Linked DNA regions of Homo sapiens: region 2 is linked to region 1. A link is a contact called in ENCODE Hi-C or POLR2A ChIA-PET data. All regions are on one chromosome and are shown on one strand. Each heading gives the region's core, a stretch centred on a gene start or an enhancer-like site at or near the end of the contact. The rest is flanking DNA. Distances are from core to core; before and after follow the strand shown.

Region 1 (6,448 bases), core at 2,093-4,592:
TGGCTTCCCTGGGCCACATTGGAAGAAGAAGAATTGCCTTGAGCCACACATAAAATACACTAACACTAACAATAGCTGATGAGCTAAAAGAAAACTACACACGAAAAAAGTTTCATAATGTTTTAAGAAAGTTTATGAATTTGTGTTGAGCCTCATTCAAAGCCATCCTGGGCTGGTCTCAAACTCTTGAGCTCAAGCAATCCTCCAGCCTCGTCCTCCCAAGGTGCTGGGATGACAGGTGTGAGCCACTGCGTCTGGCCACCTGGACTTCTATGGAGTGCAGAAGTCCATGGTAATGACCTGAACTTAGCATTTCATCAGACTTGGTGATGAAGCCAGGAAACAGGACAAGCACTGGGCCCTGACAGACAGCTTCCCATGGTGAGGGCAGAGGAGGAATATACTCAGCAGGACGGTGCATGCTGCAGGGAGCAGTGGCTCCTGTCACTGTGAGACTGTGCTGGGAAAGCCTCTGTAAATCAGCCCCATGGGGCATCACACACCCTGGGAGAGAGATCCATGTCGTAAAACCAAAGGGTTGTATCCCCAAGGCCCAAACCTCACAGTGCTCCAGGAAGGCTGGCTAGTACAACCAAAATAATGGAATCATTAGAGGCCCAGGTGGCTCTGATGGGAGCCCAACTTTGGTGACAAAAAGAAAATAACATTTTAAAAAATATTTATAAATGTAGTGCATTTTTGTTACATGAATATGTTGCATAGCGATGAAGCCTGGACTTTTAGTGTAACCATCACCCGAATAATGTAAATGGTATCCAACAGGTACTTTTTCATCCCTCAACCCCCTTCCACCCTCCCACCTTGTGGAGTCTCCAGTGTCTATTATTCCACTCTGTATGTCCATGTGTACACATTGTTTAGCTCCCACTTATAAGTGAGAATGTGGTATTTGACTCTCTGTTTCTGAATTATTTTAGGTAGGATCATGGCCTCCAGTTCCATCCATATTGGTGCAAAAGACATTCTTTCTTTCTTTTTTATGGTTGAGTAGTATTCCATGGTGTATGTATACCACATTTTCTTTACCCCATCATCTGCTGATGGACACTTAGGTTAATTCCATGACTTTGTTATTGTAAATAATGCTGCAATAAACGTACGAGTGCAGGTATCTTTGTCATATAACGATTCATTTCCCTTTGGGTAGATACCCAGTAGTGGGAGTGCTAGGTCAAATGGTAGCTCTAGTTTTAGTTCTTTCAGAAATCTCCATACTGTTTTCCATGGAGGTTGTACCAATTTACATTCCCACCAATAGCGTATGTGTTCCCTTTTCTCTGCATCCTCACCAACATCTGTTGCCTTTTGACTTTTTAATAATACATTGACCTAGGGAAAGAATTTATGACAAAGACCTCAAAAGCCATGCAACAGACAGGGTGCAGTAGCTCATGCCTGTATTCCCAGCACTTTGGGAGGCAGAGGCGGGTGGATCGCTTAAGGCCAGGAGTTCGAGACCAGCCTGGTCAATGTGGTGAAATCTTGTCTCTACTAAAAATACAAAAATTAGCCGGGCGTGGTGGCACACATCTGTAGTCCCAGCTACTCAGGAGGCTGAGGCACTGAGGTGAAATTTTTCCCTTGACCCCCTTCATGGGCAGGAACTGGAGTCGCTCATCTCATTCACCCTGCAGTTCATGGATGGCTAAGTGTTAACAACTTGGTGAAGGGTCAGGGTGACAGCCTCCTGCACCTGCCCTTTTTGACACCCAAGTTCTTGTTTGGTGTCCAGGAAGAATCAGGTCATATGAACTATTTGAAGGGTAGTATGTGAAGGATTTTACTGGGCAGTAAAAGTGGCTCTCAGCAGGACAGGGAATTGGAAGGGAGATGGTGCGGGAAGGTGATCTTTCCCTGAAGCCACACCATCTGAAGTTAACTATGTCTATCCGTAGTCGCCGACGCTCAGCCGCATGTATCCCTGATACTCAGCAGCTTGCAGCCCTGACCACTTGCATCAGCCGCTTGTGTTGTTCTTTCAGCTGAAGTCTTTTTATGGGCACAGCATAGGGGCGTGGCAGGCCAAAAAGGCAATCATTTGGGCAGAAAAATGGGGTCAGCTGTTTTCACGCAGGGCCGAGGTTCCAGGCTTGAGGGTGGAGTTTAGCTGGGAACCCAGACCTGCAGGGTCAGCTGCTTTCACTTAGGGCCAAGGTTCCAGGCTTGAGGGTAGGGTTTAGCTGGAACCCAGCCATTCTGTATCAGCAGGAGAATCACTTGAACCTAGGAGGTGGAGGTTGCAGTAAGCCAAGATGAAGCCACTGCACTCCAGCCTGGGCAACAGAACAAGACTCTTTCTCAAAAAAGAGCTCCTCCTGGAGGGAGGAGCTGTGGTGCTGGAACTCTGGAAACAACTCTTTCTGTGTGTATTAGCATCTGTGCATCAGGGCTGGTCCCAGCAGATCCGTCCTGTGACTCTCTTTCCCCTGTGGCCTCCCCTCCCTAGGAGGGAGATGGGGTTCCCAGCTGGCTCCTGGGCCCTCGTGTTGGCCTGTCCTGCCACGCTATCCTAACTGGTCAGGCCCATGGTTTGAGTTCAAGCAGCAATCCCAGACACATGCTCCCAGGGTTCTTGGATGTCACTAACAACCCTCACTTCTTTTACATCATTCAATTGGGCTGCATTCACAGACTGTTTCTCAATTTCTCCTCTAAACAGGTATGAGTTTCTTATAATCCCATTTCCAGGATGAGGGAGGCTGTCCTTTGGGCACTGATGTGGAGGATAAACTTGCAAAGCTCTCCCAGATAAAGAGAAAAATGATAAAGTGATGAAAAATGAGAGAGAAGATGATAGATATAAAAGTATAGAAACCAGAGATCAACCCAAGAACAGAGGGTGTTCCTGAGTAAGAAGCAACAACCATTAGACTAGAACAAATAATCAAAGGCATAATTAAGAAAAACCGAAACTGCCATTGCAAAATTATAACTGAAACAGTGACAGAGTTCTGAGCTAACCCACTCCATCTTGCTTCTAACCTCCAAGCTGCCCTTGTTCATTCCTGGGTGTAGGCTGAGCTAACTTTAGGAGGAATTTAGTTTATAGTTTATTGTTTGAAACAAAGATAGCATCCCTTTCAAAACAAACCCCCTTCTTGCCTGGGGACTAGACTGCCTTTGTATTATAGGACTAACAAATTAGTCAAAAAATTAGAAATTATGGTTTAAGAGTCATGCAGCTGGAGACAGATTCTGACCCTCCCCAAATTGCTCCTGGGGATAATATCACTATTGTAAAACCTAAGATCAGTGCTTAGGATATTTCGCAGTTCCTGCATTTGGTGAATCAGCTGGCACCACCCAGATTGGTAACTGGCTCGTCTGATCTTGTGGTCCCCACTCAGGAACTGACTCAGCGCAAGAAGACATCTTCGACTTCCTATGATTTTATCTCTGACCCAACCAATGAGCACTCCTAACTCATTGCCCCCCACCACCAAATTATCCTTAAAAACTCTGACCCCAGAATACTTGAGGAGACTGATTTGAGAAATGATAAAACTCGGGTCTCCCGTACAGCCAGTTCTGCGTGAATTACTCTTTCTCTATTGCAATTCCCCTATCTTGATGAATCATCTCTGTCTAGGCAGTGGGCAAGGTGAACCCTATTGGGCAGTTACAAAACTGTCCCAAGAATGAAAAGATTAAATCTGAATATTTAAATTCAAAGAACTCTTTACATTGCAGGAAACATCTGTGAAAAGAAGAGCTCTGTACCCAGGACATCCTGGCAGAATTCGATTTACTTTATTAAAAAGAAAATTAACTTTTCCATTATGAAAAGAATAAAGAATATACAAATATATTCTAAGAAAATACAGATTAGCAAAAGGAAGGAATAAAAATCATCCATTGCACTACCACCCAGAAAAATACTCTGTTAATGTTTTGGCACATCTCTTTTAGTCCTATTAATATACATATTATTTTTTACATAATTGCAATTTACACAATATCAAAAATTTAAATTTTCTATCATTTAAAAACACTTTTAAAATTATAAAATTAATACATGCTAATGAAAAGGTTTAAAATTGGAGGGAAAATACGAAGAAAAAGGTTGCCCAGAATCCACTTACCCAGAATTAACCACAGTTAATACTGGGGTGCATTTCTTCATAGCCTTATCTGCACTTTTGTACATAATCTAATCTAATTCTTTTTTTTTTTTTTTTTTTTTTTTGAGACAGAGTTTCACTCTTGTTGCATAGGCTGGAGTGCAGTTGCACAATCTCGGCTCACTGCAACCTCTGCCTCCCTGGTTCAAGCAATTCTCCTGCCTCAGCCTGCCCACTAGCTGGGATTACAGGCGTGCGCCAGCACGCCTGGCTAATTTTTGTATTTTTAGTAGAGACAGGGTTTTACCATGTTGGCCAGGCTGGTCTCGAACTCCTGACCTCAGGTGATCCACTGCCTCGGCCTCCCAAAGTGCTGGTATTACAGGCGTGGGCCAGCGCGCCCGGCTAATCTAATCTAATTCTTAAACATTGTTAATATGGAGCATTTCAGAGACTCCAGACAGTAAATGATGTAAAGGCTTATGGAGGGGATAAAAGGTTAGCCACAAGGTGATTTAATAGTCTTTCATTTTAAATAAAGCCTAAATACTCAAGATAATTCAAAATGAGTTTCAAACATGCAAAAACCCATACAAAACATGTAGTAACTCTTCTATTAATACCTGAGGTTTAAGTGGCTTAGCCACGATAAGCAGCATTGGAACGTGACAGCACACACTTGTTTAAGTTCCGTGAAGTAGTGAGGCTTTCATGACAAGCCTGTTTTCTGGTTCTAGGAGAGCCATACAAGTAGGAAAGGAGGAAGCAGAAGGGCCAGGCCTCATTACTACCACAGACCCCACATCATCCCATTAGAATTTGGACTTTGGGGCCCAAGCTGAATAAATTCTTTTGTACTGCAACAGTTTCATGGGGGAAGAGAGGCAAGAGCTGTGCTCAAAGGGAAACACATCGCCTTAAATGCTCTCATTGTGACATGAGGAGAAATGGAAAAATTAACCCAGCACTCAACACAGTAACATAAAGAAGACTGAAAGAAGAATGTAATAAAAATAACAACTAAGTGTGAGGGAGAAAATGAAAAATCTGTAAATTGATCAATCCACCCAAGAGCCAGTTTCTGGGCTGTGGGTCAATTCACCAGAAAACAATTTGCTGACAGTCAAATGCTCCCTCTCCCTCTGCCTTTGCACACTAGGGCCATCTTCTCATTGTGTCCTCACATGGCCTTTCCTGGGTGCACACATGTGGAAAGAGAGTCCTCTGTCTTCCTGCTCTTTTTTTTTTTTTTGAGATGGAGTTTCCCTCTTGTTGCCCAGGCTGGAGTGCAGTGGCGCCATCTCAGCTCACTGCGACCTCCGCCTCCTGGGTTCAAGCGATTCTCCAGCCTCAGCCTCCCGAGTAGCTGGGATTACAGGCACCTGCCACCACACTCGACCAATTTTTGTATTTTTAGTAGAGACGGGCTTTCGCCCTCTTGGCCAGGCTGGTCTCGAATTCCTGAGCTCGTGATCTGCCCACCTCAGCCTCCCAAAGTGCTGTGATTACAGCCATAAGCCACCACACCCGGCCTGTCTTCCTCTTCTTACAAGGGCACTAGTCCCATCAGGGGTTCTAGTTACTTCCCAAAGTCCCCACCTCCAAATACCATCATATTGGGGGTTAGGGCCTCAACATATGAAGGGGCGGCAGTCAGGGGCAGTGGAGGGAGAACACAAACATTCAGTCCATAGAAGATACAATTCTAAAAGACTGAATTTATCATCTGATGAATTGACTGGGCCTGCATGGGTACATTTTTAAAATAAGCTAGGAAGGGGGAAAGCCTTCTTAAGCATGAACATGAAACCTGGAAGCCACAAAGGACATGATAAATGAATGTGACTAACAATATTAAATTTATTAATTTTTTTTTATTTGAGACAGTCTCACTCTGTCACCCAGGCTGGTGTGTAGTGGCACAATCTTGGCTCACTGCAACCTCTCCCTCTGGGGTTCAAGCGATTATCCCGCCTCAGCCTCCTGAGTAGCTGGTACTATGGGCATGTACCACCACACCTTCCTAATTTTTTAAATTTTTAGTAGAGAGGGGTTTTGCCATGTTGCCCAGGCTGGTCTGAAACTCCTGACCTCAAGTGACTGCCCACCTCGGCCTCCCAAAGTGCTGGGATTTATAGGCATAAGCGCCTGGCCACAATTTTACATTTCTACACTGTAAAGGTATGTTTGTGCTTGTGTGTGTGTGTGTGTGTGTGTGTGTGTGTGTGTGTGTGTGTCTTAAATGAAATCAAAAGAAAATATCTGTAATGAAAAAGACCAAAATTAATTTCCCACTTATCAAAAAGTTTGCATAAATCAGTAGTGAGAAAAACCACCTTATTAAAAAAATTAGAGAAGTATGTGAA
Region 2 (6,599 bases), core at 1,254-3,753, 33 kb before region 1:
AGGGAGCATTCACCAAGATTAACCATGTCCTGGATTTTAAACCAATCTCAACAAATGCTAAAAAAAAATAATAAAACTAGAAATCCCTAATCACTGCCCTCTTTTCCAAGCTGCCTGTGACTCTTACCCAGATGTTCTCAATACATAAGCTTTCAACAGGGGAGAATGATAGAAATTACTGGAGAACCCCCATTCCAGGTCACTGAGGCACATGACCTTCTACTAAAGAAATAATTTCCAGTAAAAGGATACAATAAAGGGAATAGATGTTCCCACTAGGCCTGGATTAATGAGTACTCTATCTTGGAGAAAAGTGATTATTTCCAGAGCTGCCTCTGGCATTCTTCCTCCACCCAGAAGTGATGCTGTGAGAAGTGAAATTACTTATAAATCAGTAGTGCCCAAAGCACTTTATAAAGGAGGTCCCACATGTAAGCTCCACCAAGTATAAATAATAACACTAATAACACCTCCCTCATCTTGTCTTTATATCTGGGTCTTGGAGGATCAAAGCCATCCGAGAGGTACAGCTTCAAAGGCGTCTCCTTCCCAGATCCAGGAATGGGCGCACTCCAACAGGCCCCTACATCCTTGGCTTCCACATTTCACAACTGTTAGAGGCTCCAAAGCATTTACAGTGGTTGATAGAGTCTTTCTGAATATGATACCTCTTTTATAAAATTAATGGCACTATTTCCGGTGGTGGCATCAGCAAAGAAACTCCTTTTCAAGGGCAGCGTGTCCCTCCCATTGTTTGATTTTCTGCCATCCCTTTAAGTGCCTTAATGGAATGCTTGTACGAATAAAGTTGACTGCCAACAAATTTTGCTTTGAATATCTTTTACATTTCAAGGCACCCCTGGAAATAATCGGAGACTATGGGAGACATGGAATTAGGGAGCTGTGGGAAAGCAGGGTTGACAGTGTCATCTCAAGATTTGGTGGACTTCATTATTCAGTGGCCAGAAGTAGGGAGGAGGGGAGTCTGGGGCCTGAGAAGAGGGTTGCCCTGATGGGCTGGTACTGGCTCTGGAGTCACTGACTGTGCCAGGGACCAGATGCCTGCAGAAGCATGGTTCAGCGTTATACCTGCAGGGAGACGAATCACCCAAGAGTGTCTAAAACCATCCTCATAGGGATTTGTGGAACTTCAAACTTGAGAGAGATGATTTCGGGTATCTGGTGGAAGAAATTTCTAAGCAGCAAAGCATTCAAGAGGAAGCAGAGCATGGAAATTTGGAAAATTTGCAGCCTGAACATGGAATAGAAAAGAAAAACCCATTTTCTGGGGAGAAATTTAAGCCTGCTGCAGAAATTTGCATAAGTAACGAGGAGCCAAATTTTAACCTCCAAAACAATGGGGTAAGGTCTCCACGGTATGTCAAAAACCTTCATGGCAGCCCCTCCCATCACAGGTCCAGAGGCCTAGGAGGGAGAAATGGTTTCCTGGGCTGGGCTCAGGGACCCCTGCTGTGTGCAAAATAGGGACTTGGTGCCCTGCATCCCAGCTGCTTCAGCTGTGGCTAAAAGGGGCCAGAGTACAGCTCAGTCTGTAGCTTTAGAGGGTGTAAGCCCAAGCCTTGGCAGCTTCCACATAGTGTTGAGCCTGCAGGTACACAGAAGTCAAGAATTGAGGTTTGGGAACCTCTGCCTAGATTTCAGAGGATGTATGGAAATGCCAGGATGTTCAGGCAGAAGTTTGCTGCAGTGGTGGAGTCCTCATGGAGAACCTCTGCTAGGGTAGTGAGGGAGGGAAATGTGGGGTCAGAGCCTCCACACAGAGTCCTTAATAGGGCACTGTCTAGTGGAGCTGTGAGAAGAGAGCCACCATCATCCAGACTCCAGAATGGTAGATCCACCAACAGCTTGCACCATGTACCTGGAAAAGCCACAGAAATGCAGTGCCAGTTTGTGAAAACAGCCAGGAGTAGGGGACAGTACCCTGCAAAGCCACAGAGGTGGAGCTGCCCAAGGCTGTGGGAACTTACCTCTTGCATCAGTGTGACCTGGATGTGAGACATGGAGTCAAAGGAGATCATTTGGGAGCTTTAAGGTTTAATGACTGCCCTATTGGATTTCAGATTTGCATGGTGTCTGTAGCCCCTTAGTTTTGGCCAATTCCTCTCATTTGGAATGGGTATATTTACCCAGTGCCTGTACCCCCATTGTATCTAGGATGTAACTAACTTGTTTTGATTTTACAGGCTCATAGGAGGAAGAAACTTGCCTTGTCTCAGATGAGACTTTGGATTTGGACTTTTGGGTTAATTCTGGAAAAAGCTAAGACTTTAGGGTACTGTTGGAAAGGCATGATTGTGTTTTAAAATGTGAGGACATAAGATTTGGGAGGGGCCAGGGGTGGAATGATATGGTTTGGCTTTGTCCCCACTCAAATCTCATCTTGAATAGTAGTTCCCATAATCCCCATGTGTTGTGGGAGGGATGCAGTGAGAGGTAATCGAATCATCGGGGTGGTTTCTCCCATGCTGTTCTTGTGATAGTAAGTGAGTTCTCACAAGATCTAGTGGTTTTATAAGGACCATCCCTTGTAAGGGTTTTCCCCCTTTGTTCAGCACTTCTCCTTCGTGCCTCATGTGAAGAAGGATATGTTTGCTTCCCCATCCACCATGATCGTAAGCTTCCTGAGGTCTCCCCAGCCCTGCAGAGCCATGAGACAATTAAACCTCTTTCTTTTATAATAATAATAATAATAAAACCATCCTCATAGGGTTAACAAGAATTTAGATGCCAGGTTTGGGGCAGAAATATAGTTATAATTAAGCATTAATCAGGCTGCACTCTGGCCCACTTCCTTAAACTGAAAGTCATGCAGCTCAAGATACTGACTGTTTAAATCCCATTTTCCCCATAGATAGGACTTCTGATGTTAGAATCATTAGGCTTTTGTTTAAGAATTGCTCAAGATATTCTTCATATCCTGAATTCCATCAGGAAAGGCTGATGCCAATGAGTTTGAAGACCCCACGAGGAACCAAATCAGCATGAGAATGCAGTTTCTTCATCTCCCTGTCCTATGACTTCACCCTGCACTCTTCCACCAATCAACAATCCCCACATCTCAGCCCTTTCCAAAGCCCTTAATATCCGTAGCTCCAAATTCCTTAGGTTGGTGGATTTGAGGTTTCTTCCCACCTCCTCATTTAGCTCTCCTATGATTATTAGACTTTTTCTCTGCAGCAATCCCCCTTGTCTTGTTATATTGACTTGCCAGGCATTGGGCAAACGATCCTGTTACATATCCACTGAGCCATATGTGGAAGCCTCGGCCAGTGCCAGTCAATATCAAGGAATTTGGTCCATTTCTAGATAAGAATTTGGGGTTGTTGATTAGTTGGGATAAGGGGAAGGAAATCATCAGGATGTGGAAACTGCATTCTTTGGTGACTCAGCTCCTGTGAGGTCCTTAAGACCAGCTGGCATCAGTAGTTTCATTGGTATGCAGAAACTGAAAGAGTATCTCAAATGGAAAAGTTAATGTTTTATAATGTTGAAGTTGTTATCTATAGAGCAGCTAAGGGGAAGGATCATCTCGTAACAGGGTTCATGTAATCCTGAGTCGATAGGCCCCAGACAGCTGTGAGGAAGTGGATCAGAGAGCAAGCGGACCTCATGGTCAATGCTGAGTGTGCTGCAAGCTTGGTTTATCTTCATTTCTCCCCCTTCCTTCTTTCCTGATTAATTTTATAAAGTCTATAGGGACAGTTTCACCACTTAGATGTTCCCATCCCTCCTCTGCTGTCATCTCTCTAGGCTGGAACCCCATTGTGCATGGGCTCAGCATACCCTTTGGCCAGATAATGGGAATGGTGGTCTGTTCCCACCTGCTCCCACCTCTGTAGCGACTTTTCTCTAGCAATTAACCCCTCTCTTTCCTGTGCCATCAACTGTCCCCATAAACCAACTCCTCCCCAGCATTCAAACATCTCCCCCATCTTAAAAAAACAAAACTGATCTTGATTCCCATTCTGGAAGCGGCCCCTTCCCCTCCTCCCCAAATAACTAAACTTACTTAAGAGTGCCCTGCATCCAGCCTGCATTCCCTCCTCACCCAGCAGAGCTGCACCTGTGGAAAGCAGGCTGCAGCTCTCGTGTTCCACCGCACCCTGCTGCGGCCCTGTCCACAGACCATCTGATTGGCACCCGACAGTGTACATACCCCAGGACTCATTACCCTCCTCCTTGAAACTTCCTCTGCTGCGTTCGTTGCTGCCATGTTTTGTGTTCTTCCTGCCTCTCTGGTTTCTTCTTCAGATGCATGGCTGGTTTCCTCTCTGCGCATGAGCTTCAGTCCTGCTCTCTCTCTCTTTTCTTTTGCTCCTTAGCAGTACTTTATCCCTGGGTTCCAAGTGTCACCAATGTGCTGACAACCACTGGGCTTAAATTTCCAGTGCAGCCAATCCCCTGAGCTCTGAACGCATCCTGCCGACTGCCTGCCTCGCATCTTCCACTGGAAAATGGCACTTCTCTCCACGTGAGTGTGAACCTACACTCCTACCTTCCCTCACCCCTGCACCCAAACCCTCAGCAACCCCTGCACCTGCTCCCTCTGAAATCTCCTCTGCCAGCGGCTTCTCCTTACATCCACTGTCACTACTCATGTCCAGAGCACCGGCATCTCTCCCTCGACCTCCACAAGCCTCCCAGCTTCCACTCCTGCCTTCTCCAAACCCCACACAGCCCTTGAGCCACCCATGGTCATCATGTCTCTTTCTTGCCCGAAGTCTTCAGTGGATTTCCACTGGCTTTCACTGAGAGCTCTAAGTCCTGAACATGACCTCCGAGGCCTGGCATCTGCTGCCATGGGCCCCCTTTCTTGCTGTTCTCATGTCCTTACCCCTTTGTCACTGTGTCCAGCCACACTGACCTCCTTTCAATTCCCTGAACTCACAGAGCCCTTTCTCCTGGTCAGGACGGTGCTCCCTCTGCTCCCTCTGCTTGGAGCAGCCTCCCTCCCATTCTCTGGCCAGCTCACACCAACTCCTCTCTAGGTCAGTGCCATAAATACCCATCCCCAGGGAGGCCTTCCCTCCACCCCAGCATGCATCTCACCTTCCATTGTGATCTCTTGTCACACCTCAGCTTCTCCCTCTCAGCATGTATTACATTTTGCATTCTGAAATGTTCATTTGTGTGAATCATTGTTTAATATCTATTTCTTCCACTTAACAACAACCTAAGGGCAGGGGTGATCCTGTCTGTTTTCACCATGACTATAACCCCCTAGCTTTCAGAATAGAAATAGGCACAGAGTAGGGGTTCAATAAATTTTTTTGAATGAGTACTAAGTATTCTGCAGTAACAGATAAACACACAGACACACAGATGCTTATTAAATACAAAAGCCTGATTGCCTGTTGTAGCTGTTGGTGACCCACCCAATCTCTTTCACTGTTCTGGAGTCCGCATCCTCCCAGCTGCTGTGTGTATCGGCTTCAAATGTCTCACAGCTGCCCTGCTTCTTTGGGGAGCTGCCCTCAGCAGAGGAGAGCTGCCTGGCTGGCAACCCTCAGCGCCATGGATGGCAGGCCTGCCCCTTGCCTCCCGGTAGGGTCAGCAGGACAGGGAAGGGGAAGGCAGCCCTGCAGTGCTGTTCATGCTCCAGGGTTCCCTATCAGTAGGCTGACGCTAGACATGCCTAAGCCCACTTCTCTCCCTCTCGTGCTCCCATAACCAGTATTTCTTGAGAGTTCTCCCACCGTAAGCCACTTGAACAAGAAACTCTGAAGTGGGGCATGGTGGCTCGTGCCTGTAATCCCAGCAATTTGGGAGGCTGAGATCATTTGAGTGGATCGTTTGAGCCCAAGAGTTGGAGACCAGCCTAGGCAACATAGTGAGACCCCTGTCTCTACAAAAAAAATTTTAAAAATTAGGTGGGCATAGTGGCACATGCTTGTAGTCCCAGCTACTTGGGAGGTTGAGGTGGGGGATCACTTAAGCCCAGAAGGTCAAAGCTGCAGTGAACCATGATCATGCCACTGTACGTCAGCCTGCAACAGAGTGAGACTCTTTATTAAAAGAAAGAGAGAGAAGAGAGACACAGAGAGAGAGAATCAAGAAAGCAAGAGAGAAAGAAGAGAAGAGAAGAGAAAAGAAGGGAGGGAGAGAGGAAGGAAGGAAGGAAGGAAAAAGAAACTATGTCCCAGGTTCTGCTTCTAGGAAGTCCAGTAAAAAACACTTATAATGGGGAAGAAAATATATGTGGCATCAGGGATGAGAGGGAGAAATTAAACGAAACAAAATGAGAGAAAAGTCTTGTACCAGCGCATGTGCCTAAGAATTGAGGTGAATGAGTCAAATCTCGCATCTTTTATCCTTCCTTGGAATTATTGAATTAATAAATGGGAGAAGAGAAAGAAGGAGTGGAAGAGAGGAGAGCAGAGTGGAGGACAGCAGAGGATTTCTCTTTTAGTGCCCCTAGGAGGTCATGATGTGTCCCATGAAGCCAGAAGGGGTCTGCTGGTCCCCAATCCCTTAATGGAATCTCAGCCGCTTCTAAAGGAGGAAAAATGAACATTAGTTCCCTAAGCCTCCTTTGCCTTGGAGCCAACCAGCATGCCCTGTGTTCTACAACATAATCC

What was found. Hi-C counts contacts between places; a loop is a spot of excess contacts on that map. ChIA-PET counts read pairs that join two places held with the same protein, here RNA polymerase II (POLR2A). Pooled maps may share reads with other maps.
Region 2: a map of CD14-positive monocyte shows a loop between it and region 1 (2.1-fold over the local background). The contact joins two enhancer-like sites. A Hi-C loop is called at or near these places in 4 of 168 maps with a recorded cell type or tissue (CD14-positive monocyte, PC-9, endothelial cell of umbilical vein and 1 more) and 2 of 50 pooled maps. POLR2A ChIA-PET finds 5 or more read pairs at or near these places in 4 of 52 experiments (GM10248, H1, MCF 10A and 1 more).

What each region holds. Positions count from the first base shown.
Region 1 is chr20:4,662,794-4,669,241 of GRCh38, forward strand. No RefSeq gene overlaps it. Among named protein-coding and RNA genes, the nearest start is that of PRNP, 20 kb to the right of the region's middle. RefSeq lists a silencer at 3,367-3,568. Within about 2 kb of position 3,343, at least 10 of the 41 ENCODE cell types and tissues checked have a DNase peak (open chromatin) inside an H3K27ac peak, as active enhancers do; they include CD14-positive monocyte and PC-9, where a contact is called at or near this core.
Region 2 is chr20:4,630,533-4,637,131 of GRCh38, forward strand. No RefSeq gene overlaps it. Among named protein-coding and RNA genes, the nearest start is that of PRNP, 53 kb to the right of the region's middle. Within about 2 kb of position 2,504, at least 3 of the 41 ENCODE cell types and tissues checked have a DNase peak (open chromatin) inside an H3K27ac peak, as active enhancers do; they include CD14-positive monocyte and PC-9, where a contact is called at or near this core.